Linked DNA regions of Homo sapiens: region 1 is linked to region 2. Evidence: chromatin loops called from intact Hi-C (ENCODE). Cell type or tissue: GM12878. All regions are shown on one strand. Each heading gives the region's core, and the rest is flanking DNA. Links, peaks and the distances in the headings are about the cores only. Region 1 holds the start of LOC107984692 (a long non-coding RNA gene). Region 2 has its middle 70 kb from the start of DAAM1.

What was found. Hi-C counts contacts between places; a loop is a spot of excess contacts. Peaks named below come from ENCODE experiments on the same cell type or tissue, not always from the same donor. Only the 100,000 strongest peaks of a DNase experiment are listed, where the experiment ranks them.
Region 1: it touches region 2 in a loop (2.0-fold over the local background); 4 of 110 quality-filtered maps call a loop at or near these places.

What each region holds. Positions count from the first base shown.
Region 1 is chr14:59,058,434-59,075,506 of GRCh38, reverse strand. LOC107984692 (a long non-coding RNA gene) reads left to right here and starts at 3,932. Exons shown (of 3, transcript XR_001750786.2): 1 at 3,932-4,499; 2 at 10,201-10,317; 3 at 10,734-10,834. In GM12878, for the core only: no CTCF peak of the experiment used is centred there; no DNase peak of the experiment used is centred there.
Region 2 is chr14:59,110,589-59,127,661 of GRCh38, reverse strand. No RefSeq gene overlaps it. Among named protein-coding and RNA genes, the nearest start is that of DAAM1, 70 kb to the left of the region's middle. In GM12878, for the core only: no CTCF peak of the experiment used is centred there; a DNase peak (open chromatin) is centred at 10,421.

The DNA.
Region 1 (17,073 bases), core at 4,100-12,099, 51 kb after region 2:
TAAGAAAATTTAAGATGGGTTTATATCACTTTTAACCAAATAAATTCTGACTAACATATATAGCAGACATATATTACCTACCTATATATAATATAAATAGTGATATATGATCACTATATATCACTATAAAATTATTGTGGGAAATAACAAGATAAATAAGATGCAAGACCTATGTTAAAAATAATGATTAATATGATTAATACTGGTTACTACTTATTAATAGTTCTTGTTTGAATTTAGTGGCCACCTACTATATAACAGACCCTATACTAATAATTTACATGGTCCCAAAAACCAGTTACATTTATTAAGTCCCTAATTTGAGCCAAGATTTCTAACTGTATTGTTTTGTTTAATCTTCACAACCTATGAGTTAGTTATTATTATCCTTTTTGTTCTCTCTGCAAAGGAAACCAAAGCTTATAGAGGTTAAAAACTTGCAAGATCACAAGTGGCAGGGCTGTGATTCAAACCATCACCACTACAGATGACAACTGAAGCAGGGAAAAATTAAGTGGTTTGCTTAAGATCACACAACCCTCCCTTCACCCCTTCCCTCCCCTCCCTTTACCCCTCCTCTCCCCTTCCCTTCCTTTTCTTTTCTTTTTTTCCTTTTTTGAGATGGAGTCTTGCTCTAGCACCCAGGCTGGAGTGCAATGGCGTGATCTCGGCCCACTGCAACCTCCGCCTCCTGGGTTCAAGCGATTCTCCTGCCTCAGCCTCCTGAGTAGCTGGGATTACAGGTGTGCGCCACCATGCCCAGCTAATTTTTTTATTTTTAGTAGAGACAGTATTTGCCATCTTGGCCAGGCTGGTCTTGAACTCCTGACCTCAGGTGATCTGCCTGCCTTGGCCTCCCAAAGTGCTGGGATTACAGGGGTGAGCCACCATGCCCCGCCAAATATGTTTATGTCTAATCCCAGGAACCTGTGGATTTGTCGTGTCACTTGGGAAGGGACAAAGTAAGATCAGCTGACTTGAGATGGGGAGGTTACTCTGTATTAGCAGGGTGGATGCAGTGTATGCACAAAGCTCCTTATAAGTGAAAGGGAGAGGCAGAGGAGTCAGCTTTTTTGAAGATTTGAAGATGATACCCTACCAACTTTGCCAACTCAGTAGATAGAGGAAGAGGCATGGGCCAAGGAATACAGATGGCTTCTATAAACTACAAAAGGCAAGGAAACATTTTTCCCCAGAGGCTCCTGAAAGAACATACTTTCCGACACCTTGACTTTGGATCACTGAGAGCATTTTGAATTTATGACTTCCAGAAATGTAATTATAAATTTGTGTTGTTTCAAGACACTAAGGTTGTGAGAATTTATTATAGCACTAATAAGAAACTAATATATTGAAACTATTAAAAGAGGTCTGTCTGTAGAATTAGCCGCTCTCAAGGTTCCAGAAAGAACAGTGAGGTTGACATGAGATCATTTAAAAGGGTTCTACAACACCGCTCAGATGCTGATGGGCTACTGCCTAAATGTACCATGGAGGGGAAGGAAGATACAGGAACATTTCGTTAGAGGTAGGACTGCTTTAAGATGTCCTTCTATCTGGGTGAAAGCCTACCTCAATAAGCTCTGGTCTATTCTTGGGTGAGGACTTTTCTGGGGCTGTTTTCACTCCTAATAATATAAAGAAATGCTTCTTGACAAATCACTGAATACATTTTATGTTTTCATATGCTTTTGGTGAATCTTAGAATTTTTTTATTACTTTCCTTAGCCATAGAGTACAATAAAAATGAAAATGAATCTCATATGTTCTATTAATACTTAACTTAGGTCCCTTTGCTTTTGGAAACTAATATTATTCTTTAAGCATAGGCTAGTAAATAATATAATTGTTCTACAAATCTGGAAGGAAATTAAAATGCTCACTTTTATTGTTTTAACAAGTTGAACTATCTATGCATAGGGAAATTAATTTTTTCTTTGAAGAAAACACACATAGAAATTTATGTAGGTAATCCATCTATATATTGGTGTATTTTAAAGTATTTGCTTTAATTCAAATATTGACCTATATATATATACCTATTTGAGGAAGAGTTCTGAATTGTGATTATTTTGGCATTTCCAAAGTATAAGAATTATTTTTAGTTATAAGTCACACAATAACAAAATTTTCCCATAGTGCCGACAGCTTGTACTCTTGAGAGCTAATTCAGTTTCTGATGGAAGAGGTTGGTAGGCAGGTAGATTTGATCTGACGGGACAGCTATATAAAAATCAAGGATATCTCCAAAGAATTTGTTTGGAAAAAAAGACAATTTTTATTTTATTTTATTTTAAGGTCCAGGGTATAGGTGCAGGATGTACAGGTTTGTTACATAGGTAAATGTGTGCCATGGTGGTTTGCTGCACCTATCAACCCATCACCTTGGTAAGTAAGCCCAGCATGCATTAGCTATTTTTCCTGATGCTCTCTCCTGACCCCACCCTCCCCTGACAGGCCCCAGTGTGTGTTGTTCCCCTCCTGTGTCCATGTGTTCTCATTGTTCAGCTCCCACTTACAAGTGAGAACATTTGGTGTTTGGTTTTCTGTTCCTGCGTTAGTTTGAGAATAATGGCTTCCAGCTTCATCCATGTCTTTGCAAAGGACATGCTCTCATTCCTTTTTATGGCTGCATAGTATTCCATGGTGTATATATACCACATTTTCTTTATCCAGTCTATCATTGGTGGGCATTTGAGTTGATTCCATGTCTTTGCTATTGTGAATAGAGCTGCAATGAACATACGCGTGCATGTATCTTTATAATAGAATTATTTCTATTCCTTTGGGTATATACCCAGTAATGGGATTGCTGGGTCAAATGGTATTCCCAGTTCTAAATCTTTGAGGAATTTCCACAGTGTCTTCTACAGTGGTTGAACTAATTTACATCTACACCAACAGTGTGAAAGTGTTCCTATTTCTCCACCACCTCACCAAAATCTGTTGTTTCTTTACTTTTTAATAATTACCATTCTGACTGGCAGGAGATGGTATCTGCCATTCTGACTGGCAGGAGATTAGTGATGTTGAACTTTTTTATGTTTTTGGCCACATAAATGTCTTTTTTTGAGAAGTGTCTGTTCATGTCCTTTGCCCACTTTTTAATGGGGTTACTTCTTGTAAATTTGCTTAAGTTCCTTGCAGATTCTGGATACTAGACCATTGTCAGATGGATAGATTGCAAAAATTTTTTTCCATCCCGTAGATTGTTCACTCTGAGGATAGTTTCTTTTGCTGTGCAGAAGCTCTTTAGTTTAATTAGATCCCATTTGTCAATTTTTGCTTTTGTTGCAATTGCTTTTGGTGATTTCATAATAAAATCATTGCCCATGACTATGTCCTGAATGGTATTACCTAGATTTTCTTCTAGGGTTTTTATATTTTTGGGTTTTATATTTAAGTCTTTAATCTATCTTAAGCAAATTTTTGTATAAGGTGTAAGGAAGGGGTTCAGTTTCAATTTTCTACATATGGCTAGCCAGTTCTCCCAGCCCTCAGTTTCAATTTTCCACATATGGCTAGCCAGTTTATCATTATTTAATAAATGGATACCCATTTATTATAGGGTATCCTTTCCCGTGTTTTTGTCAGGTTTGTCAAAGATCACAGGGTTGGAGATGTGCAGTTTTATTTCTGAGTTCTCTATTCTGTTACATTGGTCTATGTGTCTGTTTTTGTACCAGTACCATGTTGTTTTGGCTACTGTAGCCTTGAAAATCAAGACAATTATTTGGCTTCTTTGTCTTAATATTACAGCCAGGTCTCATCAAGATAATGGTTACCTTTTGACAAGTAAAAAGTTTTTATTTGCTCATGCTGAGCAGCACAGAGAGTAATGGGAAGTGAGGATTGGAAAAAGAGACTTCAGGATAGATAATCCATCCAAATTCATTTGATTGGGCAAACTAATTAATAATATACATTTTAAATCTGCAGTAAACATTTCCCCAGGAATAAGCTGTCTTGGACTCACCTGCTTCTAAAAGGCCAGTATAAACAGTGGTACTTGACCACATTCCTCCTCTTACTTATAAGTTAACTGTTAATAACATTCCCCAGAAACAGATTTTCCCCCCTGCATTTTTACATTCCAGGCTATTTCATGTCAGAACACAATTGAAGTTCAAATTTTATTTTGTCATGAATATTTTGGGATATATTGTATATATTTGGTAAATCACAAGACTGTTGTTTTATTGATGGGCAGAAGACTATTTTTGTTGTTTACTGTTTGGTTTTAGGGGTGGAGACATTTTAAATTAAAGCAATTTAGCTTCCTATGCCTCTCATTCCACTGCTATTTGATTTTCTAATAGAATTGTTTGTTTCTTAAACCTCTAAATGCATACTGATGATGGCTTTTGTGAGCTATTACTTGATGGGGGCAAAAATATTTCAAATTTTGGAGACAGACATTCATGAAGTGCTGAACAATTCCATTTGAGAGGCCAAAGCAGCTTATGCTGACACAACTACAGAAGTTGAAATCTTTACAGGTAAGAGATGAAGGGGCTTTGTTTTGGAGTTTTAAATTTGCTGTCTGTGTTGAAAGAGTGCTGTAGATAAAAGATTGTATAGATTGGTGTCCTATGTATTTTCCTAAATGTATATAAATAATAGCACCAGTTTTTCCTTCATTTGATGAGAATAAATAAAAGATAAGTCCCGATACTGGCAGAAGACAGAAAGACAACAGCAAGAGAATGCAAAGGAGTAAGATAGTTATAGGTGAGGGGAAAATTACAGAGCAGGGCATATCTCTAATTAATTTTTTGAGGGCCAAAAGAGAAGTCTTATTTTTAGTTTACTTTTTTAAAAAAATGTTTTAAATGATGCCAATCATTTAAATTTTTTAAAGTAACATGAAACTTTATCTACATGAGCCATAACTCCTTCATCCTGGAAATCCAGACCCTGCTTGTATTTTTAAGATGGCATCTCAATAGTATATGCAGCTTCTCTCTTATTTTGAATTTTTGATCATTTGTCTCTTCCATAACAAATTCTGTGCACCTTTTCCCTTTAGTAGGTAGACTCAGCAGTGGTATTTCTACCTAGTTTCCCAACGTACTGGGATAAGTGGCAAAGCCAGACTAGCCAGACTCCCCAGGACTCCTGATAGAACTGTAATGTCCACAAGTTTCTCTGGAATTTAGCTAGAGCTTACCTAGAGAATTTTGTGATTCAAAAACAAAAAGTTACTATAGGTTTCTACTAAACTTCAGACAATTCTAGCATATTTTGTTATCAACTGAGAACCATTAGGGTTTACAAAAACAGTCAGCATAGTTTAAGGTAGTGGCTGTGGAAGACACTCAGGAGGTTCCTGGAAAACACCAGTTTAGACTGTCAGAGACCTCCGGCACTGCCACGGAATTTTCCTTCTCCTGGCAACATAGGAGTTTAATAAGTAATAACTGCTGTTTCTGAGTATGGCATGCTCAGATCTATTTTCCCTTATTAAAAATAGCCTGCATGTTCTCGCTTATGGAGGTGAATGTGATGCCTACAAACTTCCCAACAAAATGATCCTATTTGTTTAGAAATCATTCTCATTTGCTTGTAATATTTTGGTTAAAGAATCGGGAGAATCTTGGAATCCAGGGGCCCACATAAGGTAAGAGTTTTGGGACTGGATATCTCCATGACCTGTGGTTTCTGCCTTGAAGAAAGGAACATGGAGATCTGACTCCTATCTCCCTCGGTGCAGAGCCTGGTGGTGCTCACAGAGGCCTGGCTGAATGGTGGGCCTGCATTTTGTCATCTCCTCCCCTGTCCCAGTGAGCCACTCCAGCTGTGAGCCAGGGCAGTTGAAGGATCCTAGCTTTAGGCAGTTACGCAGCGGTCAAAGGTCTTGTTTAATAGAGAATTAAGGGAGGTGAAACCGTTTGACCACTCTCTTTGATGTTCTGCGATTTTTATCTCCTAATAGAATTAAAATACCAACTATCCTGAGGAATGGAGATAGCCCTTATTTTGCAGTCCCGAAAACAGTCAATAAGCCTATTTTTCTTTTATTCTTAAAACAAATTGTTTTCTCTTAACCAAATGGGAGTTAAGGCAAACTGTGAATTTATATGATGAGTTTAGAAATGACTTCAAATGGCCATGAGCTTCTCATTTGTTGAAATGGCTTTGACATTGCCAGGCTGTCTAAAATATGACCACAGGCAGCCAAGGGAACTTTTGTGCAAATCTCATGAACAACTGTGAGACTCTGGCATAGCGTTCTTTTTTCTTTTTCTGTTTTGTGATGTTGCATTCTTTTTTCCTTTTTATATCATTGAAAATAAAAATTGAACTTAAGGGCCATAAGCACGAAGGGACAGATTTCTTTACGTCATCATTATGTGTGTGTGTAATATGTTTAGACAAAAGCAACCCCAAATTCACAATTTAGAGAAACAAGACTTTGTTAAATTTTGTGCTGTGCCTAAGGCAGCAAATACCAATATGTGTAAATTAAAATTAGATGCAGTAATAGGGATTGGCTCATCCAACAGTAACAGAAAGGATTATTCAAGCTTGACTATGTGCTAAATAGCATTTTTTTCATTTTTCTTTTTCCCATAAATAGGTGTTATGAATGGTTATAGCTGAACACACAACATAAGCCTTTTTAAAATTCAGCAATGTATGATTATTAATTTTCCATATCATTGAATATACTTTCACACTGCAGTTCTTAAAGATTGAAAAGTATTTTATCATTTCATTTTACTCAGTAAATTCCTTGTAATGTTAGACACTTATGTTAGTTCCAATTTTTCACTCACAAATAATGCTTCAGTGATATACTTCCATCTTTCTCACTTTTCTGGTCATTTCCTTAGGAGAAATTCCTGGGTGTAAAGTGGCTGGATCATACATTTAAGATCATAAGATCTTAAATGCTGTGTGTGCTGCCGGGGCTGTCATAACAAAATATTATGCACCAAATAAAACAATGCACCAAAAGCACATGTTCCAAGGAGTAGTCATATTGAGCATTTGTCTCCTAGCATCCATCAGGTTACAAGTCAATTGCTCCCAGAATTCCTACTGGTCAGATACTCTGTATTTTCTGTGCCTTGTTGAGGATCCCTCAAATTATCATATTCCTGAATTTTGTGAGCAAGGCAGTGTCACCACCATTTTCAGGACTTTGGAAATACCTTCAGAATATGGGAATGGAAGAGGTAATGTTTACTAATAATTTTGTTTTCTTATATATACTTGAGTTCACAACCTTACTTAAAATATACATACAACACCTAATAAATTCTTGCTAAATACATATATATATGTACATATATGTGTAGGTATATATGTGGTCCCCTCAATATATATTTGATGTGCTGTTTGTTACTCCACTATATGTGTACCTCTCTGGTATCCAGGACACGGGCCTATATGTAAAACATATATAACAACTGATTTATTGGAACTTCATTACACAAATAGAAATTCTATATTAAAATGGTATGTGTTAAAATACTATGTTAAAATGCTTGCCCTATATTTTTGGAACTCCTAGCTCAAAAGGGTATTCAGACCAAAATATTATATGTAGTGATTTTTCTTCTTCAGACAATAAGAATATTATTTCAAAGAATACTTATAGAGTATTATAGCATAAATGCAGTTTCAAAACCATTTTATTGATTATTTGAACAATTCTATGAGGTATGGGCAAATCTAACATCTAGATCTTCTAGGAGAAAGTTATCAACTTGAATTCATTTCTTCTGTTCCTAGGCTCTGAGCTCTGTTATCTCACAATGCTCTGTCAACACTGCTAAGGGCAAGCAATTATTTAAGGTGATAGATTGTAGGCTGTTTCACTTTCTTAACATATGATTTCTTATACTGTAGTATATGATTAGTAGAGGCTGTTTGGAAGTCTTACAGGAAAATACGTGTTTATTTGGGGCAAAGTGAAATAAAGAGAAATGACTTGGACAGATAGTCCACTCCTGATATTCCAGGTATCCCACAAGGAGATACACAGAGGAGACAAGGCCAGGCAAAATGTTTGTGCTTGTTACCATGAGGCTTTGTGTCTGTGTATTCCTGTGAACCAGGCTGCACTTTGGCAACAATCCCTTGTGCTTACATTAATCCAGTGTGAGTGGCCAACCGAGGCAGGACACTCCTTTCCCTTCCCCTCTGAGCTCATACTCGCTGGCTTAAGAGTGATATTAAAAGACCAGCTTGATGTCTAGACAGGCCTGGTCTAAGCAAGCTGCCCCAGGCCTTCTCAGGAAAGAGCATTGCTGAGTCGAAGCAGACTCTGGCTGGTGTTACTTCCTCAATCTAAGGAAGTAAAGTCCAGAAAAAGAAACTCTTGGGAGAGTACAGGCATACCTCACTTTACTGCATGTTGCTGCACTTCACAGATAATTGTGTTTTTTACACATTGAAGGTTTGTGGCAACCCGTGGAGCAAGTCTGTTGGCCTCATTTTTCCAACAGCATGTGCTCACTTACTGTTTCTGTGTTATATTTTAATTCTCACAATATTTCAAGCTTTTTCATTATCATTATATCTATTATGGTGATGTGTGATCAGTGATCTTTGATGTTACTGTTGTAATGGTTTTGAGGTGCCACCAACCATGACCAAATAAGACAATGACCTTAATTGATAATGTTGTATGCGTTCTAACTGTTCTACTGACCACCCATTTTCCCATCTCTCACCCTCTCCTCGGGCCTCTCTATTCCTTGAAACACAACAGTATTGAAATTAGGCCAATTAATAACCTCACAAAGACCCCTAAGCATCCAAGTGAAAGAAGAGTTTCACGTCTCTCACTTTAAGTCAAAAGCTAGAAAGGATTTTAGTGAGGACGGCATGTTGAAAGCTGAGATAGGCTGAAATCTAGACCTCTTGCATCAAACAGCCAAGTCATGAATGCAAAGGAAAAGTTCTTAAAGGAAATGAAAAGTGCTACTCCACTGAATCCACAAATGATGAGAAAATGAAACAGACTTATTGCTGATATGGAGAAAATTTTAGTGGTCTGGATAGAAGATCCAACCAGCCACATCATTCCCTTAAGCCTGAGCAAGGCTCTAACTCTTTTCAATTCTGTGAAGGCTGAGAAAGGTAAGGAAGCTGCAAGAGAAAGTTTGATGCTAGCAGAGGATGCTTCATGAGGTTTAAGGAAAGAAGCTGTCTCTATAACGTGAGTGCATGGTGAAGCAGTAAGTGCTGATCAAGAAGCCATAGCAAGTTATCCAGAAGATCAAGCTAAGATCATTGATGAAGGTGGTGACACAATAGATTTTAATTGCAGGTGAAACAATCTTACATTGAAAGATGTTATCTAGGACTTTCATAGCAAGAGAGGAGAAGTCAATGCCTGGCTTCAAAGCTTCAAAAGACAGACTAACTCTCTTATTAGAGGCTAATGAAGCTGGTGACTTTAAGTTGAAGCCAATGTTTATTTGCCATTCTGAAAATCCTACGTTTTCTGACCCTCCCACAGAAAATGAAAGTATCAATATCAATTGTCCCTTATTTCCAAGCTTCTTAAAAGGTCCATAATACATGCTAATAATCAGCTTTCTATTTCTTTCACCTTCTTCTAATTCTGCTGTCTTCTGCTACAGGTACATCAAGCAGTACTTGATTGGAATGTCTCTAAAGTTGATCATGAGTATCCATTTTCAAACTTCTAGACCAACAACAGAGCACATAGAATTTCATAATATCAGCTCCATATCCTACCAAATTTAGAAAGTAGTTCAAATTCCACAATCCAATATAATAATTACAATAAGCGCTAAAATTCAAGGAACTATTTACATGATGTCCCTTTATCATAATACATTTTAGAATTATATAATGCTCTTAGCATAGTGTCTGTCCCATATGAGATATTCTACAAACAAAAGCTTAAAAGACATGTTATTTGTAATATTGGTTTCCCTCTCTGTCTCTCCTCCTTTCCTCCAATAAAACTGTAATCTCTCTGTAGACAAACTAGTTTTTTTCTTTGTATCTTGAGTATCTCTCATGGAACTAATAGGAAAAGCTCAATAAATGCTTTTTGAGTAAATGAATGAATGAATGAAGAGGTAGTATATTGCATTGTTAAGAATTTGAATTTCATCATGAAAAGCATTTAATCAGTTAATAGGATATAGAATTGTAAATGAAATATTCAATTTTTAGATTGGAAAATACATTTATTTTCTCTCAAAATTTCAGATTTTGAAATGTCTCTGAACAAAACACAATTAGTTTATAAATTGATGTCCAGAACTTCCAGATGACGATTGTTCCTCCTACCTTTTTGGACTCAGCCAGTGGGACCCAGAGCTTGAGGTGAGAGTGAGCAGGTCACAAAACAAAAGAATACTATAGTCTGAGACACACAGAGGATGGGAAGGAAGGGCAGGTTTTAAATGTAAAGTGCAACAAAACGCATGAAGAGGGAGAAATGAAATAAAGGGTCAGCAATAGATATTCACAAGGAAGAAGTTAATTCAGCAGGTGGAGCAAGGAAATACTCCCACATTCAAGGGAAGTCTGCCTGTCAGAGTGTGGTAGGAGACACCCAGTAAGCTCTTAAACAGATTTGTAAAGGGGAAATGTTGGTTTAGTTAGATTAATATTAACATCTATCTTCCCTCCTTCCCTCCCTCCCTCCCCCTCCCTTCCTTCTTCCTTTCCCCTCCTCCTTGCTTTCCTCCTTCCCTTCTTCCTTCCTTTCCCCCTTCCCTTCCCTTCCTTTTTTCTAGAAACAAGTAAAAATTTACAGACTCTTCTTCTTCTGGACTTCTCATTTTCATCCTGCTACCACTATTAACTTTCGTGCATACAGTGGGCTGGACTTATAAGAAAGGATTATATTTTGCATTGACCTTAAGCATCATTGGGTTTGGTGACTATGTATTAGGTAGGTCAACTGATATTAATCATAGAATTTTATTATTACTAGCTACAGAATCAACAGATTTTTTTTTTGAGAGGGAGTCTTGCTCTGTCGCCCAGACTGGAGTGTAGTGGTGCCATCTCGACCCACCGCAACCTCTGCCTCTCAGGTTCAAGCGATTCTCCTGCCTCAGCCTCCCGAGTAGCTAGAATTACAGGTGTCCACCAACACACCCAGCTAATTTTTGCATTTTTAGTAGAGACCAGATTTCACCATCTTGGCCAGCCTGGTCTCAAACTCCTGATCTCGAGTAATCCACCCACCTCCACCTCCCAAAGTGCTGGGATTACAGGTGTGAGCCACCATGCCCAGCCAGAATCAACAGAATTTTAGATAGAAGTATAACTAGAAATTTAGAAGTTATCTATTAGAGTAGGATGGAGGCCAAAAACTATTTTTAAAACTCCAATCATGTGATACTAAAAAAATTCAAAATGAGAATTATAACTATAAATTTAGAACTATAATTATGTATTCTTATTGAATATAATATTCATTTTATAAGTGCTACTTCTTAATTTCCAGTTAGTGTAAAATAATCTATAATAGTCAGTGATTAGACTCCACATGTAGGCTTTTTGTGGGTTTATACTAATGTGTTATAGCTTATAAAGGGGAAAAGGGGATGAGAGGCAAAATTCAACTTTCGGTGACTTAAATGTGATTGGATTTTTGCCTTTAGGTATAAATCCTTCTAAGAATTACTCACGAATTTACCCAATAATACGAATACTTTGGTGTACCTTTGGTCTTCCTTGAATTGCCAGTGTCCAGGAGATTTTCCCCTATGTTTTATTCTGGAGGTTTTATAGTTTCTGGTCTTATATCTGGTCTTGAATTGCCAATATCCAGGAGATTTTCCCCTATGTTTTATTCTGGAGGCTTTGTAGTTTCTGGTCTTACAGTTAAGTCTTTTATCCATTATAAGTTGATTTTTGTGGGTGAAGTGTTTCTTTGTTTTTCTGCATGTGGAAATCCCATTTTCTCAGTACCATTTATTGAAGAGACTATCCTTTCCCAGTTGTGTCCTCTTGATGCCCTTTTCAAAAATTAGTTTACCATATATGGTTGGATTTATTTCTGAGATCTCTATTCTGTTCTACTGGTCTATGTGATGGCTTTTAGCTCAGTACCATACTGTTCTGACTACTATAGCTTTGTACTATAGTTTTAAATCAGGAAATGTGATGCCTCGAAATTTATTTTTTCTTTTCAGAATTATTTTAGCTATTTGGAGTCTTTTATGTTTCCACGTTAATTTTAGGATTAGTTTTTTCTATTCCTGTGAAGAATGTGATCAGGATTTTAATAGGAATTGTGTTTAATCTGTATATTGCTTGGAATAGTATGGAAATTTTAACAGTATTAATTTTTCTTTTTCTTTTGAGAAAGAGTCTCACTCTGTTGCCCAGGCTGTGATCTCAGCACACTGCAACCTCTGGCACCCAGGTTCAAGTGATTCTCCTGCCTCAGCCTCCCGAGTAGCTGGGATTACAGGCACCTGCTGCCACACCCAGAAAAGATGTTAGACTTTTGTATTTTTAGTAGAGACGGGTTTTTACCATCTTGGCCAGGCTGGTCTTGAAATCCTGACCTGGTGATCCACCCACCTTGGCCTCCCAAAGTGCTGGGATTACAGGCATGAGCCACAGTGCCTGGCCCAGTATTAATTTTTCTATTCTATGAACGCAGGATATCTTTCCATTTATTTGTATCTTCAATTTCTTTCATCAATGTTTTATAGTTTTCAGATTTTTCATCTCCTAAAGTATTTCTTGATGCAGTTGCAAATGGCATTTGTTTTTTTAAATTTATTTTTCAGTTAGGTAATTATATTTTAAAATGCTACTGATTTTTCTATATTGATTTTGTATCCTGCAACTTTACTGAATTCAATTATTAGTTTAAACAGTATTTTATGGAATCTTTAAGATTGTTTAAGAATCATTAAGGTTGTTTACATATAGAAATACTTCATCTGCAAATAGAGATAATTTGACTTCTTCTCTTTCCGTTTAGATACACTTTATTTCTTTTTCTTTTCTGATTGCCCTTGCTAGTACTTCCAGAACTATGTTGAATAGAAGTGGCAAGAGTGAGCATCCTTGCTTTGTACTGGATCTTATTGGAAATGCTTTCAGTTTTCCCCCATTGATTATAATGTTAGCTGTGTGTTTTTCATAGATGACCTTTATTATGTTGAGAAGCTTTCCTTCTATACCTAAACTGTTGAGAGTTTTTATCAAGAAAAGATGTTGGACTCTGTCAAATGCTTTTTCTGCATCAATTAAGATGATCCCGTGGTTTTTATCTCACATTCTGATAAAATGATGTATTACACTGATTGATATGCATGTGTTAAAATAGGATTGCATGCCAGGGATAAATCCCACTTGCTCATGATGATGTACAATCTTTTTGATGTATTGCTGGATTAGGTTTGCTAATATTTTATTGAGCACTTTTGCATCAATATTCATTACAGAAATTAGCCTGTTTTCTTTTCTTGAAATGTCTTTGGTTTTTGTATCAAGGTGATACTGGTCTTATAAGATGTGTTTGGAAGTATTATCTCTAGTTCTATTTTTTGGAAGAGTTTTAGGAGTACCGGTATTAATTATTTGGATGTTTGGTAGAATTTAGCCGTGAAGCTATCTGGTCCTGGGCTTTTATTTCTTGAAAGGTTTTTGAATACCTCTTCAATCTTTTGCTTGTTATATGTCTGTTCAGGATTTCTATTTCTTCCTGGCAGAATCGTGGTCATTATTTACAATCTACCAAATTTACAATCTTGGTGGTTTGTATTTTTCCAGGAATTTATCTGTTTCCTTTAGGTTATCTTGTTTGTTGGCATAAAATTTTTCATGAGGGTTTCTTATAATCTTTTGTATTTCTGAGGCACCTGTTGTAATTTTCTCACTTTCATTTTCGCGTTCGTACCTCTTCCAAATTCTCATTTTGTTGAGCTCCCATGTGTTGAGGTGTTTACTCAGGACAAAAAGACAAACTGAAAGTAATGATAAACTTTTTATTCACTTTCTGTGATAGAGTAAGCAAGAGACAGTATAGGTGCTGGCTCCTCAGTGTTTCATTTCCCCCCATAGAACAGCACTGGGTGAGGTAAAGCAGTGTAGGCAAGGGGATTGTCTCACTGCCAAGGAGCTGTGAACAAAAGGTTCCTGTCATTTTATGGATCCAGGAGGCTGTGGGGAGACAGAGTGGGTAAGGGCTAGGACTGGAAAAGTATTAAGTCAGAGTGGAGAAACATGTCTTAGTCAAGGCCTCCCAGTGAGGCGGTCTTGGCAGAGTTGCTCAAAATGTGCCTCAGCTGAGGACCCCCATAAAGATGTCTTCAAATGGAGGCGCCTAGGCTAGACATGCAGAGAGGTCAATGAGCATGGTTGGCCCAGGGGCGCCTGAGTCCTTTCCTGCAACCCCCTCCAGAGACTGCAATGCACTGGCTGTGCACCAAGACTGGTGTGGAAGGCCAGCTTCCCCTTATGAGGCCTGCCAGGCAAAGCCTTGTAATTGCCTGTGGTCAGGCTTGAATGACCACACACAGAACTTTGGCCTGGAGCTAGACTCCTAAGATTAGTCCCACCAGCTCAGCTGAAGTTAAGGGCTCAGTTGTTTTCTCTTCATCCCTGTAGCCTCTTCATCTCTGGCAGGCCCTGTCCTCTGCCAGACACATCTGCGTTTGTCCCAGGAATGAGTTGCCACAGAGCTCTGCTGACCTATGAAGGGCTCATTCTTCTTGTGAATTCATCCATCATGGCTTCCTTGTGTCCACTGCTCAATAGCTCTACAGACAACTAGGGTTTTTATTTTATCCCCTTTATCTGTGTTATTGGTGCAAGAGCCAAGAATTTTTGCATCCTGAAGAAGTAGTATTAAGTGCCTTACATGCACTGTGTTCTAGGGAGTGGCTGTCGGCCTTCCAGTTCCACTCTCCACCATTCTGCACTCTGCTCTGAGCCCCATACACCGAACTTAGTGGCTGCATCAACAGGCAGCCTTGCCCTTTGCTTCTGTTTTAATTTGATGAATGGGAATTACTGGCAGTAGATTAGATGAAGAGGAGAGAGGGATTTTAGAGCATTTAATCCCTCAGCTAAAGCTGAGGTCATCAAAGCTGACCTCTACTGGGTCATCAAAGGACAGTTGCTTTCTTCTGTTGAAGCATTTGTCAGTGTCCTCTCCTACAACTACAACTTAAACTTTCTCTGGGTTCAGTTATCTATTCTCTTCTTTGCCTTTTTAGGCCTAAGGTGGTAATGACTTTTATTTTTCCAACATTGGGGTACTTCACCATCTCTTATGACTACTCTCTTTCCAGTTTGTAAATAGTCCCTTTATTAAATGACCCTCAATTACCCATTTGAATGTGTGATTTCCTATTGTGATTCTGATATATTTTCATTCATTGCAATCATACTTCATGTGCTAAGTATGATTATCGTCCTCATTTTACTGATGTGGAAATTGAGGGTTAGTAAGTTGTCCAAGGTTGCCCAGTTAGTAACAGGACTATAGTTCAAGCTTAGGTCTATTTAACATAAGAGAGGTCACCTTTAGCCAGTTCACTCTAACTGTAGTGTGCAAGGAACATTTGAGGGTTGTGTTTTGGAGACAGGAAGACAATTACAATTATCTAGGTGAAAAATAAGCACCTTGATATGCCAGTGACAGTGTGAATGGAGATCTTATAATGATTCGAGTGCTTTTATGAAGAATAAAGTGGCCAACTTTTATGTATCTACCTAAGTTGGCCGCCCAGTCATTCATTTTTATTCTTCATAAAAGCACTCAAGCTCTGCCTCTGCCCCTGCCCCTGCCCCCTGCCCCTGCCCCTGCCCCCTGCCCCTGCCCCTGCCCCTGCCTCTGCCTCTGCCTCTGCCTCTCCCCACGGTCTCCCTCTCTTTCCACGGTCTTCCTCTGATGCCGAGCCGAAGCTGGACTGTACTGCTGCCATCTCGGCTCACTGCAACCTCTCTGCCTGATTCTCCTGCCTCAGCCTGCCGAGTGTCTGCGATTGCAGGCACGCTCCACCACGCCTGACTGGTTTTTGTATTTTTTTGGTGGAGACGGGGTTTCGCTGTGTTGGCCGGGCTGGTCTCCAGCTCCTAACCGCGAGTGATCCGCCAGCCTTGGCCTCCCGAGGTGCCGGGATTGCAGACAGAGTCTCGTTCACTCAGTGCTCAATGGTGCCCAGGCTGGAGTGCAGTGGCGTGATCTCGGCTCGCTACAACCTCCACCTCCCAGCCGCCTGCCTTGGCCTCCCAAAGTGCCGAGATTGCAGCCTCTGCCCGGCCGCCACCCCGTCTGGGAAGTGAGGAGCGTCTCTGCCTGGCCGCCCATCATCTGGGATGTGAGGAGCCCCTCTGCCTGGCTGCCCAGTCTGGAAAGTGAGGAGCGTCTCTGCCCGGCCGCCATCCCATCTAGGAAGTGAGGAGCGCCTCTTCCCGGCCGCCATCCCATCTAGGAAGTGAGGAGCATCTCTGACCGGCCGCCCATCGTCTGAGATGTGGGGAGCACCTCTGCCCCGCCGCCCCGTCTGGGATGTGAGGAGTGCCTCTGCCCGGCAACCGCCCCGTCTGAGAAGTGAGGAGCCCCTCTGCCCGGCAGCCACCCCGTCTGGGAAGTGAGGAGCGTCTCCGCCCGGCAGCCACCCCGTCTGGGAGGGAGGCGGGGGGGTCAGCCCCCCGCCCGGCCAGCCGCCCCGTCCGGGAGGTGAGGGGTGCCTCTGCCCGGCCACCACCCCGTCTGGGAGGTGTACCCAACAGCTCACTGAGAACGGGCCATGATGACAATGGCGATTTTGTGGAATAGAAACGGGGGAAAGGTGGGGAAAAGATTGAGAAATCGGATGGTTGCCGTGTCTGTGTAGAAAGAAGTAGACATGGGAGACTTTTCATTTTGTTCTGTACTAAGAAAAATTCTTCTGCCTTGGGATCCTGTTGATCTATGACCTTACCCCCAACCCTGTGCTCTCTGAAACATGTGCTGTGTCCACTCAGGGTTAAATGGATTAAGGGCGGTGCAAGAGGTGCTTTGCTAAACAGATGCTTGAAGGCAGCATGCTCGTTAAGAGTCATCACCACTCCCTAATCTCAAGTACCCAGGGACACAAACACTGCGGAAGGCCG
Region 2 (17,073 bases), core at 5,518-13,517:
AAATTCCTTAAAGGCTTAGGTCCTTTATTTCCATTTGTCTTCTACATAGAACTTCAGCAGGAAAACTTGCACAAAGTGATGATCAATACATTTCTGTCAACTCATATTATACTTTAAAAGAAAATTATTTTGATGACGTTTTACCTCTGTGTATATTTTGGGAATTATTTGATATGAATCTTGCAGTAGATTGAGACCATATTGTTAATTGTAAATGGTATGTGTGAATTAATTATAGAATGGGTCAAGAAATAACCTCACCTAGTTTTTAATCCTGACATTCTAGAGCCTGTCTGACCTGTGAGATGTTTGGAGAAACAACACTGCCACCTTCTGGTAGATACATGTCATCTTTCTCTCTGCCCACCATTGGCACCCTGGCTCACCCACGTTTACATTAATAAAACCAAGTCTAAATAAAATCTTCGATAATAAGGCTGAAGATCAAAGGTCTGGAAAGAAGGCCTCCAGCTTGTACTTTTTTTTGGAAAGGGTTATGATTTTGCTATCAGAGAAAATCTTATCCCAGGCCTACTGTGATGTGATATTATCTTTAAGACTTAACTACTTTACTGGGTTATTCTAATAGACCTTCAAATGACCAGGAATGCTCCAGCCTTAGAGCTGGGGATGATGGGAGTAGTTGGAGCAAGAGTGTGGGGAAAAATTCACAGACATGTTGTGTCAGCCATGAAAAAACAAATGGGTGAGTAAACTGCCTAAGTGATGAACAGGTGAACAGAATTTTCCACCCTGCATTTTTGGATTGGTAGTTTATCTTGTTTGGTGTTAAATGTTTGTAGTCATGGTTACGTGACTAGTTCACTGGAAACCCATGTAGACCCACAGTTTTCTAGAGTGGGGCATATAGTAGGTGTCAATAAGAACTAGTTACATTAATTAATAAATGAGAACATATCTTTGCTTTTTTTTTTTTTGGGACGTAGTCTCACTGTGTCACCCAGGCTGGAGTGCAGTGGCGCAATCTCGGCTCACTGTAACCACCTACTGGGATCAAGCAATTTGCCTGCCTCAGCCTCCAGAGTAGCTGGGATTACAGGTCCATGCCACCACGCCTGGCTAATTTTTTGTATTTTTAGTAGAGACAGGGTCTCACCATGTTGGCCAGGCTGGTCAACTCCTGACCTCAGGTGATCTGCCCACCTCAGCCTCCCAAAGTGCTGGGATTACAGATCTTTGCTTTTATATTTCATCTCTGAAATACTCTCCTGAGAATGAGGCTGGAGAGAGTAAATTTTAATTTTCCTAATCTTTCTTGCTCATTCCCCAATCCAAACCCTACGGCAACTGCTCATAAACGTAGGTCAGTGCTAAAGAATTAGTTCTATTGATTTTTTTCACCACTTGATCCATGTTAGGAAACAAAATTAGCTGGGTGTGGTGGCACACGCTTGTAATCCCAGCTACTTGGAGGCTGAGACAGGAGAATCATTTAGAACTCGGGAGATGGAGGTTGCAGTGAGCTGAGATCTTGCCACTGCACGAACAATTGCTTGGGTGACAAAGGGAGACTCCGTCTCCAAAAAAAAAAAAAAAAAAAAAAAAAAAAAGACATTGGAATAAACAAAACAAGATTGATCAGGATTAATGTTTTTTCAAGGTAATGTTCCAGGTAATGCTATAACCACTGGGGATTATGTTCCTATCCAAATATGCACCTTTGTCTTTGACTAGGCTATTTTATAATTTTGTAGGGATCAAAGTTAACTTGTACAAAACTGATAGCAATGCAAATATGCCCATAGGCATATAAATAAATTCTGTCCAGTGGAAAGTTAATTGACTCCTCCCTGTCCACACACACAAAAGCACCAATTTTGTTTCCATTTGCAAATCCATTTCACTCTTCCTGATCTATAAATGTCTCTGCTTTTTGGCTTTCTCTGAACCTGTTGTTAATGAAGTCTTATTCTCTCAATCACCATGCAATTGAGCTATGGGATTTCATGTTGAGTTATTAGCTTCTACTATTATTTTACCTGTTACCTCATTTAATTAATGAGTTAAATGAAAGTTTGACATAAGCATGTTTTATATTTGCATGAGAATCATGATTGTTCCTCCTCCCATCCCCAAAGATCCTTCAACACCCAATATTAAGTAACAAGCTGAAGGAGAAGTCTGGGGGACTTTTCTTACTTGGTTTTTATGGGAGTTACATCATTGGTAATCCGAAGTTTTGTTCCCTTGCCCTCCCTGAAGTAAAGGGTGCAACTGAGAGTGACTGAGACTACCCACCTTCCCACGTGGTCTTCCCGTGTGATCACTCACTTGGTGAACCTGTGTTTGTGCAAAGCATTTCTGAAACTCCTCTGCTGAAAGTACCTACAAAATCTGCTGCAGAGTCTTCAGATTTGCAGCATTGTGTGAATTTCACTAGACATCAGGCTTTGGTATTGGTCAGCCCTACTTCAAATTCTAGCTCTCCATGCACTAGGTGGAAGTTATCAGATGTTTCTGTTTACTCATCTGTAAAATAGAGCCGTTATAGAGTGAATGAAACAATGCGTATTATAGCTGGCATGTAATATGTTCTCCATAAATCTTACCTATTATTGCTACGTAGAGAGAAAAACATGGGACCTCCTTTCTTCCTTGGTCCTGCTGACGTGTAGCTCTGCAGTAACATCTCTGGTGCTGATGTTTCAGGCCAGATTGACATAGACAGGACTACACCCATTTAGGCCTGTGTAGGGCCTGAAGGATCTAGGTGTCTGGGTGGATTGGATCAGGAAATTTCCTGGAGTGAGTAGACCCGGATTTGACCTTTCAATTTCTTGATTGTGGGAAAGTCAAGGCATGGTGAGTGGCAGACGGTAGCTAAGGGCAGTGGCCACGTAACAACTGCTATGGAAATTTTACAAATTTAATAATTGGTATGGCACTGCTGAGTAAAACAAAGCCCTGGGAGAGGGTAGGTGAGCTGAATTGGGAGCAAGGGGACATCTTTCCAGACACCCTTAAAGTGGATGCAAAGATGGCTATAGACAGCCAGGTCACCAAGCAAAGAACTTCTTTGCCCTCCTTCTGATGGGTTTTGTCTGATGGAAACAGCTAATATGGAGAATTTTTTCAGTTGTGGGCTCTACCATCCCACCCTTCTAATACAGATTTCAACTGCTGGTAGATTTTACTATTGAACCAGGACAGAAACAAAAAGGAAGCTTAAATATCACAGCAGCCAATGACACCGCTGTTCCTTTGAGACACCTCAAAGGTGTCAGTTATACAAACTACGTTTATTCACTCCTTTTCCCTCAACAAATAATTTCCATATAATACGAAGAAGTGACTCTGAAATTTGCATTTTAGGCAGAAAAAGGAAATCTGATACCAGTGAACCAATGTAAACGAATTTTTATTTAAAGAGGCTATAAAAGAACATTCTGGATATTATGTGTATCATTATTTTGGTTACTTTGCAGTGTTATTGACGTTTAACTTCAAATATCCAGTAGAGGGCATGAAAGGAATTGGTTTTGTTTGGGCTCACTATGCTGAAGATAGAATTTGAACACTGGAAATGAAAAAGCAAATGGATTATATATTGCAGCTTTCAGACAGGGAATGACAAGCTTTAGATATCAACCCAATATATACTGCAACCTTTCTTTTTTCTTATATCGTATCTTATATCCTTCATTTAAAATTACTTAATCCTTGAGAATTAGATTTAGCTATTGAACAAAATACATATGAAATCATTAAATATCACTGATTTGTATTCACATCTATTAGAGACAAACCTGAAGAATATACCAAACTTTAGTACATGATGACATAGTATCCATGAAAAGCAAAGTTCTACCCTCTGGCGGAAACCCTTCACCTTTAGAATGCAAGACTGCTCTCAGCATCCCCTTCCTGCTTCAGATCTCAAATCAGGCGCTGGAAGCAGGACAAGAACCTTTCACAATCAGCCTTGGTGCCAAGCTTGACTCAGGATTGACTTAGCAATTGTTGCTTTCTCACTCATTTGTGACTTTGGTGGAAAAACAGAAGAAAAGCGCATACCTCCACTACATTTAATGAGTGCCTACAGTGTGCTAGATACTATATTAGATACTTGAAAAATAATTTTAATCTTTATAAGACCCCTACAAAGCCAAATTTATTATTCCCATTTTTCTGAGGCTCACAGAGGTTGCAAATTTCATGGCATTTCCCTGCATGCTGGTCTGCTCTATTTCTCATAAAATCTTTGGGAAGTAAGAAATAAATCTTTATGAAAAGATTGGGATCTAGAATTCTTAATTTAAATAATAAAATAACAAACCAGGTCACTTCTATATCTATATATTTTGGATATTATCTTCCCCTGTATTTTTCATAATCCAGTCCCACATTTGGTTGATAATAATGTGTGTTTCTATTTTTGTTGTTGTTTAAATTTCTCTTTCTGATTAGCTTCTATAGTAGCTCTTCAAATTAACTGGCACCCCTACATTTTGTAAAACTATAAATCTGCTCTAGAGTGGCCACCTTGTCACTGCTCTTATATCGTTCTTTTTATAGATTTTATTCTTTCCTAGTGTTCTTCAGATGAGTTTTAAGGACCACCAGCATTTAAAATATTTTCAAGAGTTTGTTTAAAATAGAAATTATTGGGCCTCAACAAAGATCATTTGAACTAGAATCTTCTGGGCTGAAGCTTAAGAATCTGCGTCTTCACCTACTCCTCAGGTATCTCCCATACACATGAGATTGATGCGCTGGCTTAGAAAATGAGAATGACTGAGTTCAGGCAGCACTCAGTAAACCTTAGTTGTCAATGACTACGACTTAGGTTTCAGGCCACTTCAATTTCCATGTGTTATTTGTTGGCTACCATGCCAACCACACAGGTTAGTAGAAAAAGCATGGCTTTAGGAAGCAAATGTACCTAGATGTTGATCATTTAGCTTCAGTTTCCAACACTTGTAAAATAATGTCTAATTTGCAGTAATTTTTTAACATAAAATGTAATAATACAGATCAATCACAAAACTAGCACAGTATCTGGTCCATATTGGAGTCTCAAATAATGATAGGTTCTAATAAGCATGATACCCCATTAATTAAATACAATATTATTGCTTGGCATTTGAGAGAATAAGCCTCCATTTATAAAGTGAGATGTTTACTGGGAAAGCTTGTTATTATTTGCATTAAATTTAAATTCTAAAGAAAGACCATAATTAAGTATATCTTCTGGAAACAGTTTTCCCAGTAAAGTGATATATAAGTATAATTTGCCTCTTTTGTATATATACAGGTTGCCAGATTTTGGGAGATAATTCTTAAAGGATCTCTCACATTGCGGCATGTTTTGTGAGCAAAGTATTGGTTGCCATTTGTTCTGGACTGTCTCTTCAAGGATGTTTGTATAGCAAACAGCCTTGGCACATAGAATGTCTTCCCCTAGAGCAGGCATGCTTATTGCCCATTGGAAAAGATTCAGATTCCCTAAACTCAAGAATTCCTATCCTAAAATGCAACCGTGTTCAGGCTTCCTTCTGGGTACATGTGTGTCACTCCTGTACAGCTCAGGAGCAAGAGGTGCTGATTCAAATATGCTGACTCTCATGCTGCTTGCTCTGTTTGCCTCTGACCCAGGAATCTCATGTTTTTTGTCAGCATCCATGACATTGTGGCTGACCAGCTTATTAGATTTCAAGTTGGGAAAATTCTCAGACCCATTCATCGTCCTTGACACTATGTAAAAGTACCTTTAGCACAGGTTTAATACTTTTTGTTTTCCTAGCCTCAGTACTTGTGTGGTGAAATCCACAATGACACCTGAAGAAGGAGGTGACTTGACTCGGATTACAGAGCAAGTTCCAAGCTGAGTCTAACTCCTGGACTCATGCTTCCAGCTTTCTGCTCTTTTCTCCAGGCGTTGATACTTTGTTAAACATCCAAGGCAAAGAATATGCAGAGAGAATATGAGTTTATCAAGATAGGTAGACATTCTATCATGGAAAAAGAATGTTTTCTATTGAGTTATTGGGACTTGGGCAAAGCCATCCTTGGCTAATTCTTTTGCTAGCTTTTCCATGAAACAATTGATGGACTGTGCTTCTTCGGTGGTATTTTCATAGAAAATTCAAGTTCATGAACTGCCCAATGATATACAGCACCAAAGTTATATGATGAAAAGCAGAGTTACCAACATTGCCAACAAGCCTTGCGATGAATGGATGTGCTGAGCTAGTACATAAGGAAGGAATTCTGGGTCCCATTGGAATCAGCAGTGATGGAATTCACAGGTACTTAGTGCATGGATGGTGGGAGAGAGGACAGGTTATGTTTGGGGTGGATGGTGCTGAAGGCCACCTAAAATTAGGAGGTAAATACAAGAAATAATTTCACTCAAAATACCATTTCCTTATAAGCTGTTCAGTGCATTTTGGTCCACAAAAGAAAAAGTTAAAATCTTGGAAGTGAAAACAGCTGGAGATCATCAAGCAATCACCAAGAGTTTGCAGAGCACGGCAGCAAGAGTTTGGGACAGATTTTTGAAAACAGAGAACTCTTGATTTAAAGACTGTCAGGGAACTTGGCTGTGTTTTGGACATTGCCTCTACATAGGTCTTAGAGTTCCAGTCAATAAAATAAATGCATATGCTTTACTTAAGCTGAGAATATTCCTGTGCCAGTAACATTCTCTGGAAGGACAAGAAGAGTCCTTCTTTAGTTTAGTATAGTTAGTTCATCAGGCAGCTAGAGGCTCCAGACTGAACAGACATGGAGAGTACAAACGGTGCAAAGTGTCTCTGTCCTTGAATAGCTTACAGTTCAGTAAAGGGAACAGATATGTAAGTACATAATCACAGTAGAGTGAGATATGTGCAATAATAAATATATTTATAAGATGCAGAAGTAGATAATAAGGAGCATTAATTCTACCTTGTAGTAAAGAGTAAAGAAAAGCTTCACAAAACAGGGGACATCTATGTTGGTTTTCTTGCTTTCCCTATTTAATATGAGCCACTAGTAGACCCTTTGTTTCCTTCTTTTAATATGACCTAAAATGATCTAGTCTTCCCTGTTAATAGCATAACCCTCTTAAAAAAGTGCATGGTCTCTTTCTTCGTTTCGCTTCATGGAGGAAATAATTTAAAGTGTACAGTAAGTTTTTTTGCCTATTTGAAATGTTTTTCAACTGTACAGATTTAATAAATTGATACTTTGTGCATATGATTACACAATTTCTGAATGATTGTACAATATGAGTTATTTATCAAGACAATTTGCTTCTTTGGCATAACTATGCTGCAGACCAATTTATTTACTGAGTGCAGGTTCGAATTGAGCTTAACAGGTGAGCCACTGAAACTTAGGGACTGTGGAGATCCTACAATATCTTTTGGAACTAAAGTCTCACACCACGGGTACCTCTGATCTTGATGATGAATGTTCATTTGGGTTCCACAGAAACACAGAAGTTGCTAGCTCTTTTTTTTTTTCCCATTTTAGTCAGTGTAATCTCATGTACACTCTCCACTTCTAACCACAGAGGGTCGAATTGGAAGTGGATTCCATTCTGTTAACAGAAAAGCAATTACTTAACTTATAAATTTAGAAAGAAGACCTTATTTCTTATAAAGGGTTACAGTCTGCAAGGTGGCCATTCTGAAAGGCTGGGAAGCATAGCCTCTGGCCAAAGCCCAGACACAGGTACTGCAAGGGAGGGAAAGAGGAGACAGGAATTTGTGCTGATTTCAATTATTTGTGATAGTGCTTAGTATTTTCATAGATAATCTTCCCCTTTGCTTTTGGGAGCATGCTCTGGGTGAAATGCCCAGACACTTGGAATTCACTTCTTCAAAATTCTTTTACTTTTTCCTAGGGACTTTAAGCATAGCAACAACCTTATTTATTTGTTATTTCTCTTCAACTTCCTTCATCATTTTTTTCCACAGTTTGTCCATGTAAGTGTTTGAAGATTGACTTGCTCTCCTGGGAGTTTAGGTTAAGGGGAGATGGGTGGGAAAGGCATTCCAAGTAGAAGAAACAGGATGCACATACACATAAGGAATTTTTTAAAAAGCAAGGCATTCAATAATACTGGGGAACAGTATGCAAGGGGCTGAGCAAAAGGGGGGAAATAGGGCCAGAAAGGGAGGCAGGGACCAGTTATGAAAAACCGTGTAAACTATTTTGACCATGACATCAACATAGGTTTCTAAGGTGGGGAGAATCAGGATCAGATTTATGTTTTTAAAAGATTGCTGTGATGGCAATGTTGTGACTAAGATTAGGCAAAAAGGGGGAATTGTCTGGGAAACAGCAGGAAGAGACTTCCAGTCCTTTAGTTGAGAGACAGTGAAGCCTTAACTAGGGCAATGGAAATGAGATCAGGGAGGGAAGGACAGGTTTGAAAGCTACTTCAGGAGGGAAAATAAGAAGAGTTTTATAAGAGAATTGGTTTAAGTGGTGAGTGAGGTCAGGTAGGAAAGATCATGAGGTTTCTGATTTTGGTGAGTGGCCAAATGGGGAAACCATAAAAAAGAAGAAATATGGAAAGAGGTACAGGCTTGAGGGACAAATAGGCCTGACATCACCATGGAGTGTCTAGTTGAAGATCAGAGGAAGATGGAAATGCAGGTCTGAAATTGAGACTAGAACTTCGGCTGACAATATATAGGTGTGGAAAACATTAGCAGTGGAAAACAGGAGGACGTCTGCTCAGCCAATGACCTAGGCTTCAGGAATTATGTCTTCCTAACCACAGCCTCCGCTGTAGAGGTGAGCCTTAGACAATGTTGTTCTACCATTATTTCAACATTCACTTGACAAGTACTTTTTGAGTCCTTATTGTGCCAGGCATAAGTGATTATATGGTGACCAAGATGGACAAGGTCCCTGCCTCCTGGAGCTCACATTCTAGTTCATGATACAGGTGGCAGGAACAACATATGCAGTGGGCCTTAAGCAGAAAGAACCTGACATGGTCTAGGAGCTTCATCATGAAATGAAGCTTGAGAGGTGGGCCAGGGCCAGATCATTTGGGGCCTTGTAGGTCATGCTAATGAGAATAGAGTTTTTCTAAGTCTCTGAGGATTTGCAAGCAGGACAGTATTGAAATGGGCTTTATCACATGTTCATCTCCACTTCTAACCACAGAGGGTTGGATTGGAAGTGGATTCCATTCTGTTAACAGAAAAGCAATTACTGAATTTACAAATTTAGAAAGGAGGCTATCTTATAAAGGGCTACAGCCTGCAAGGTGGCCATTCTGAAAGGCTGGGAAGCATAGCCTCTGGCCAAAGGCCAGAAACAGGCACTTCAAGGGAGGGAAAGATGAGACAGGAATTTATACCGAACAGGTTGGCCAAGTATACATATTCAATGGGTTATAGAGGAGCTATGAATATTCATGATGAGGGTCATCATACATATTCAGGTTGAGTAAACATGTATTTTACATACAACCCATGTTCACCCTGAGGTGGAGACTTAACATTTAAATGCATTACAATTAGGCCAGATATGTCCAAATGTGAAGCAGAGACAGGGAGGCACTCAAGTACACAGCCTGTAAAACCTGCCAGAGCCAGTCCATGGCTGGTGGTCTCTAATCAGGAGAAAGTTACAGAAATCAGTCTCTTGTTCAATCGAAGCTGTAGTTGTGGCTTGTGAAACAGGGAGTCAGTCAGCATCTGATGGTGGGTGAGCTGCAGTTATTTCAATATTGCTTATCTTGAGGTCAGTGCTTGTTTAGCTTCAGAGTAAGGAAAAACCTTGTGGCAGTTAGAACCTAGTTTACTCTTTAAGTGTAGGAGTGCATGACTTAACCCTTGCCTGGTGTGGCCTTAGGTCCTATTTAGAATTTGGTATCTTATTGCCATAAAGAGTCCATTCTGTCAGCCTTATTTTAACATTAATGCTGGCAAGTTGTTGGGTCTAAACTGCAAAAGGGAGAGGGTATGATGAGGCTTATCTGACCTCCTGACCCATCATGGCCAGGAACTCAGTTTTTAAGGTTTCTCTGGGGTTCCCTTGGACAACAGGGGGTCCATTCAGTGGGTTGGGGGGCTTAGGATTTTATTTTTAGTTCTCAATCCTTAGGCTAGCTGGTGATTTCTGACAAAGCCTAGTGCAAAAAGATTATCTGGACCAATCAAGACTTTTTTTTTCCCATCAGGAGTTTACACTGATAAACATTGAGTAAATGTGGCAATTAGTAGAGGTTGCTGAAACTGACAAGATGCTGCAAGATAGAGAAAGAACCATTATGGACTGTGTGCAAACTAAAGTTGTGAGAAAGCAGAAAGCATCATGCAGCACAAGTGATGTGGCACAGGAAGACAGAGCACGCCCCTGTTCTTTCATTCCTATGAGACACCTTTGTTCTTTATTGCCCATGTGTGTCATTAAAACAAACTCTTCCTTATTTGAATCATCTCTGTGAACCTCTCTTATAACTGAAAAGACTCAATTAAAACACCTAGGAAGAGTGGGTAAAGAGAGAAGGGGACAGAATTTACTGCTTTACCCTCTGTGACCCCGTGGATGAGTCATATTTTTATTGTAGCACTTAGAGGTTAGATTATACTTGTTTCTTTGTATGCTTCTCCCATGATTTGCATGACTTATTCATTTTGGTATCTACAGTACTGACCTTCATGCCTTGCACATTATTTGACACTCAAAAATGCTTATTGAGTTGAATTAAGCATGGAACCCTAAAATATTTTGAAGGTTGAACTAAGGAGGGAAAATAAGTACAAAGAGCAGTTTTAGAAGAAGGAATTACAGTAGCGGTACACGGGGAACCAAAATGGAGTGGCATCTGGAAAGACAAGGATGTGAGAGAATATCATAAGAAGGAGTGGTCAAAAGGACCAAATGCTGTAGAGAACTTAAAATAGCAAGGACTAAAAATGCCTATTGGATTTACCAATGGTTTTATCACAGAGATAGAAGGAAAGGTCATATTGCCATCTACTGAAAAAGTATAGTCAGCAGGGGTGGATGATATTTAATAATTTATCACAGCATATGCTGATCTTATTGATTTCCCCAAAATCGAATTACAGACTTCCATTTATATATAACTGCAAAACAAAGGATAAAGCTTTGGTCATTGAAAGGAGATGCATAATATTTTCTATAAATAAACAAATGAAATAAACATTAAAGATTCAATATGCTTAGGTTAATATACACGCTCATCAATTTTTTAGGTTTTATTTTTTAGAACAGTTTAACATTCAAAGCAAAATGAAGAGGAAGGTAGAGAGATTTCCTAATACCCCCTGCCTCACACATGCATAACTTTCCTCACTATCAACATCCCCTTCCAGAGTGGTACATTTATTACAATTGATGAACCTATACTGACATGTCATAGTCACTCAAAGTCCACAGTTTATATTAGGGCTCAATTTTGGTGTTGTATATACAGGTTTGGACAGTTAAGTAATGACATGTATCCACTGTTACACTATCATGGTGTAGATTAACTGCCCTAAACATACTCTGTGTGCTTCTCCTATTCATCTGTCCCTCCCCACTAGCCTCTGGCAACCATTGGTCTTTTTACTGCCTCCATAGTTTTATCTTTTACAGGATATCATATAGTTGAAATCATACAGTATGCAGCCTTTCAGATTGGCTTCTTTCGCTTAGTAACATGCATTTATGTTTCCTCTATGTCTTTTCAAGGCTTGATAGCTCATTTATTTTTAGTGTTGAATAATATTCCATTGTCTAATGTTCCACAGCATATTTATCCATTCACTTACAGAAGAACATCTTGGTTGCTTCCAAGTTTTGGCAATTATGAATAAAGTTACTATAAACATATATGTGCAGGTTTTTGTGTGGACATTTTCAATTCCTTTGAGTAAATACCAAGGAGCACGATGGCAGGATCATATGGTTAGAGTATGTTTAGTTTTGTGAGATACCTCAAAATTGTCTTCTAAAGAGGCTGTGCCATTTTGCGTATTAGTGAGAGCTCCTATTGATCCTCATCCCCCTAATCATTTGATGCTTTCAGTGTTCTGGACTTGATCATTCCACTAGGTATGCAGTGGTATCTCATTGTTTTAATTTGCATTTTCCTGATGACACATGATGTGGAACAGCTTTTCATGTGATTATTTGCCATCTGTATATCTTCTTTGGTAAGGTATCTATCTGTTGAAGTCACTGACTCATTTTTAATTGAAGAGTTCTTTGCATATTTTTGATAACAGTTCTTTGTCAGATGCGTCTTTTGCACACATTTTCTCCCAGTCTGTGGCTCTTCTTCGCATTCTCTTAACATTGCTTTTGCAGAGCAAAAATTTATTTTAATGAAGTCCAGCCTATCAATAATTTCTTTCACAGATCATGCCATTTGTGTTGTATCTAAAATGTCACTGCCATACTCAAAGTCATTGCCATTCCCAAAGTTGTCTAGGTTTTCTCCTACGTTATCTTCTAGTAGTTTTATAGTTTTGCATTTTACATTTAGGTCTATAATCTATTTTGAGTTAATTTTTGTGAAGGATGTAAGGTTTGTGTCTAGATTCTTTTTTGCATATCGATGTCCAGTTGTTCCAGCACCATTTGTTGAGAATACTCTTTGCTTCATTGTATTGCTTTTGCTTCTTTGTCAAGGATCAGTGGACAATGTTTATGTTGGTCTATTTCTGGGCTCTTTATTCTGTTCCATTAATCTATTTGTCTATTAATTCACCAATACCACACTTTCTTGATTACCATAGCTTTAGAGAAATACTTGAAGTTGGGTAGTGTTAGTCCTCCAACTTCTCTTCATTTTTTGCTGTGCTATCTGAATCCTCACTCCTCCTTTGGCTCTCTTTTTAAATTTGTTTGTTTTTGAGACAGAGTCTTACTCTGTCACCCAAGCTGAAGTGCAGTGGTGTGATCTCGGCTTACTGCAAACTTTGTTTCCGCAGTTCAAGCAATTCTCATGCCTCAGCCTCCCGAGTAGCTGGGATCACAGGCTTGTGCCACCACATCCAACTAATTTTTGTATTTTTGGTAGAGATGGGGTTTCGCCATGTTGGCCAGGCTGGTCTCGAACTCCTGACCTCAAGTGATCTTCCCACCTCGACCTCCCAAAGTGCTGGGATTACAGGTGTGAGCCACTGCACCTGGCCTCTTTTAAAATTTTTATAATTTTCTGCTGAATGTTATCAGAAAGTTCTGGGAGATAAAGTTCTGGAAATTGAATATATGTGGTAGGAAGATTAACCTTTGACAGTCTTTGTTTTTTGTGTTTTTCCTGCAGACTTACATCTAATGAAGGAGGTTGTGCCTGTGTCTGAATGCAGGAGGGGTCCTATGACTCTGGTCTTGCTATAGAGTCACCATCTATAATCAGCCTCTTTTCTTTCAGATATTATTTGACTTTGAACTTTTTAGCTTTTAGTTGTTTGCTTGCTTTCTTTCCTCCTTCACTATGACAAGGAATGCTACATCCTTTTAGACCTGCAATTTTGGTTGCCTGTTTTTCTATTTTATTGCTTTGCAATCTTCTGGGGCTCTGCATCCAACACATGGCTCTCCTGAATTTGTCTTTTTCTAATATAAAAATATTCATGCACTTGGGTTTCTTTCAATGGCACCTGAATTTCTGGCAGGTGATTTTCTCCATTCAAGGTTGTGCTGTGAGTGAAACAGCCCTCAGCCATTAATGTCATTTGCAGAAGGTTCAAATCTGCTATCAGGTGGCTCTAGCCTTATTTATGTTCTGCTTGGGTTTGTTTTTTTTTTTTTTTTTGCTATATTTTTCTATTTCATCTCACTTGGATAAATGGCAGTCTTCTGTGGCTACCTCTTTGTAACTAGACAGATAAAGCTGACCAACTTCATGCCTTCAGGAAGTTTCTCCTCGACCTTTTTAATGAATAGAAGTTTCTCTTTGTTTTTCCCAGCTTTTTGTCTCTCTTTATAAGCCAGACTTAAAGAGAAAAAATGTATAATTTCAGTAGACTCCCAAAACCTGCTGTGGGAGTGGGAGTTGACAGGGTGTTAGGGATGACCTCAGGTAGGTGGTTCACAGGGATCTTCAACAGGACTCTGTAGCGAAAGTCCTTCTCTTGACCCCAGAGACAACTCTGAACCATTCTTCCACTGCCATCAGCTTTTCACTAACTTTAGCTGTGAAGAGTCAGCAGTTGCCAGAGTGGATACAAGGTTAAGGGAGAATATTACAATGAGGAATACTTGAACTTAGCTGGAATCTGGAAGAATCCAATAGAGAGGGAGAACCTGAGATGGAGAAGAGTCCTATCAAAAGGGTTGAGTGCCTAGCCCAGGAATCAACCTGAGCTAGTAATTAAGATGCCTTCACGGCCGGGCGCGGTGGCTCACGCCTGTAATCCCAGCACTTTGGGAGGCCGAGGCGGGTGGATCATGAGGTCAGGAGATCGAGACCATCCTGGCTAAGAAGGTGAAGCCCCGTCTCTACTAAAAATACAAAAAATTAGCCGGGCGCCTGTAGTCCCAGCTACTCGGGAGGCTGAGGCAGGAGAATGCCGTGAACCCGGGAAGCGGAGCTTGCAGTGAGCCGAGATTGCGCCACTGCAGTCCGCAGTCCGGCCTGGGCGACAGAGCGAGACTCCGTCTCAAAAAAAAAAAAAAAAAAAAAAAAAAAAAAAAAAAAAAAAAGATGCCTTCACACAGCAACTGATCTCTTGCCCATATCAATAATTTTATCACTACTACTATTAGTTGGGTGGCTTTGGGGAGTTAATGAAGATTACGGGATGAGTGCTAAAGATTTTGATGATGTGCGTTGTCTGTTTACTCTGCTGACTGTTCTTTTTTGCTGTGAAAAAGCTCTTTAGTTCAATTAAGTCCCAGCAATTTATCTTTGTATTTATTGCATTTGCTTTTGGGTTCTTGGTCATGAAATCCTTGCCTAAGCCAATGTCTAGAAGGGTTTTTCCAATGTTATCTTCTAGAATTTTCATAGTTTCAAGTCTTAGATTTAAGTTCTTAATCCATCTTGAGTAGATTTTTGTGTAAGGTGAGAGATAAGGATCCAGTTTCATTCTCCTACGTGGCTAGCCAATTATCCCAGCACCATTTGTTGAAAACGGTGTCCTTTCCCCACTTTATGTTTTTGATTGCTTTGCCAAAGATCAGTTGGCTGTAAGTATTTGGGTTTATTTCTGGGTGCTCTGTTCTGTTCCATTGGTCTATGTACCTGTTTTTATACCAGTACCATGTTGTTTTGGTGACTATGGCCTTATACTATAGTTTGAAATTAGGTAATATGATGCCTCCAGATGTGTTCTTTTTACGTGTCTTGCTTTGGCTGTGCAGGCTCTTTTTCAGTTCCATATTAATTTTAGAATAGTTTTTTTCTAATTCCGTGAAGAATGATGGTGATATTTTGATGAGAATTGCATTGAATTTGTAGATGGCTTTTGGCAGTATGGTCATTTTTACAATATTGATTCTATCCATCCATGAGCATGGGATGTGTTTCCATTTGTTTGTGTTGTCTATGATTTCTTTCAGCAGTGTTTTGTAGTTTTCTTTGTAGAGGTCTTTCACCTCCTTGGTTAAGTGTATTCCTAAGGTGTTTTTTTTTTTTTTTTTTTTTGGTTTTCATTTATTTATTTATTTATTTTTGCAGCTATTTTACAAGGGGTTGAGTTCTTGACTTGATTCTCAGTGTGGTCGCTGTTGATGTATAGAAGAGCCACTGATTTGTGTATATTAATTTTGTATCTGGAAACTGGAGTGTTTAGGGTTTTCTAGGTAAACAATCATACCATCAGCAAACAGTGACAGTTTGACTTCCTCTTTACTGATTTGGATGCCCTTTATTTCTTTCACTTGTCTGACTGTTCTGGCTAGGACTTCCAATACCATGTTGAAGAGGAATGGTGAGAGTGGGCCTCCTTGTTTTGTTCCAGTTCTCAGAGGGAATGCTTTCATCTTTTCCCCATGAGTATTATGTTGGCAGCGGGTTTGTCATAGATGGCTTTTATTATATTGAGGTAGGTCCCTTGTATGCCAATTTTGCTGAGAGTTTTAATCATAAAGGGATGCTGGATTTTTTCTAATGCTTTTTCTGCATCTATTGAGAGGACCATGTGATTTTTGTTTTGAATTCTGTTTATGTGGTGTATCACATTTATTGGCTTGCATATGTTAAATCATCCCTGCATCCCTGGTATGAAACCCACTTCATCATGGTGAATTATCTTTTTGATATGTTGTTGGATTCCATTAGCTAGTATTTGTTAAGGAACATCTATGTTCATCAGGGATATTGGTTTGTAGTTTTCTTTTTTGGTTATGTCCTTTCCTGGTTTTGGTATTAGGGTGATACTGGCTTCATAGAATAGTTTAGGGAGGGTTCTCTCTTTCTCTATCTTGAGAATAGTGTCAATAGCATTGGTACCAATTCTTCTTTGAACGTCTTGTAGAGTTCTACTCTGAATCCTTCTGGTCCTGGACTTTTTTTGTTGGTAATTTTTAAATTACCATTTCAATCTTGCGCTTGTTATTGATCTGTTCAGGGTATCTAATTCCTCCTGATTTAAGCTAGGAGGGTTGTATCTTTCCAAGAATTTATCTCTCTCCTCTATGTTTTCTAGTTTACATACAAAACAGTGTTCATAGTAGCCTTGAATGATCTTTTGTATTTCTGTGATGTCAGTTGCAATATCTCCCATTTCATTGCTTACTGAGCTTATTTGGATATTCTCTCTTCTTTTCTTGGTTAATCTTGCTAATGGTCTATCAATTTTATTTATCTTTTCAAAGAACCAGCTTTTTGTTTTATCTTTCGTACTTTTTTGTTTGTTTGTTTCAATTTCATTTAGTTCTGCTCTGATCTTGGTTATTTCCTTTCTTCTGCTGGGTTTGGGTTTGGTTTGTTCTTGTTTCTCTAGTTCCTTGAGGTATGATCTTAGATTGTCTGTTTGAGCTCTTTCAGACTTTTTGATGTAAGCATTTGAGGCTATGAACTTTCCTCTTAGCACTGTCTTTGCTGTGTCCCAGAGGTTTTGATAGGTTGTGTCACTATTGTCGTTCAGTTCAAAGAATTTTTAAATTTCCATCTTGATTTCATTTTTGACCCAGTGATCC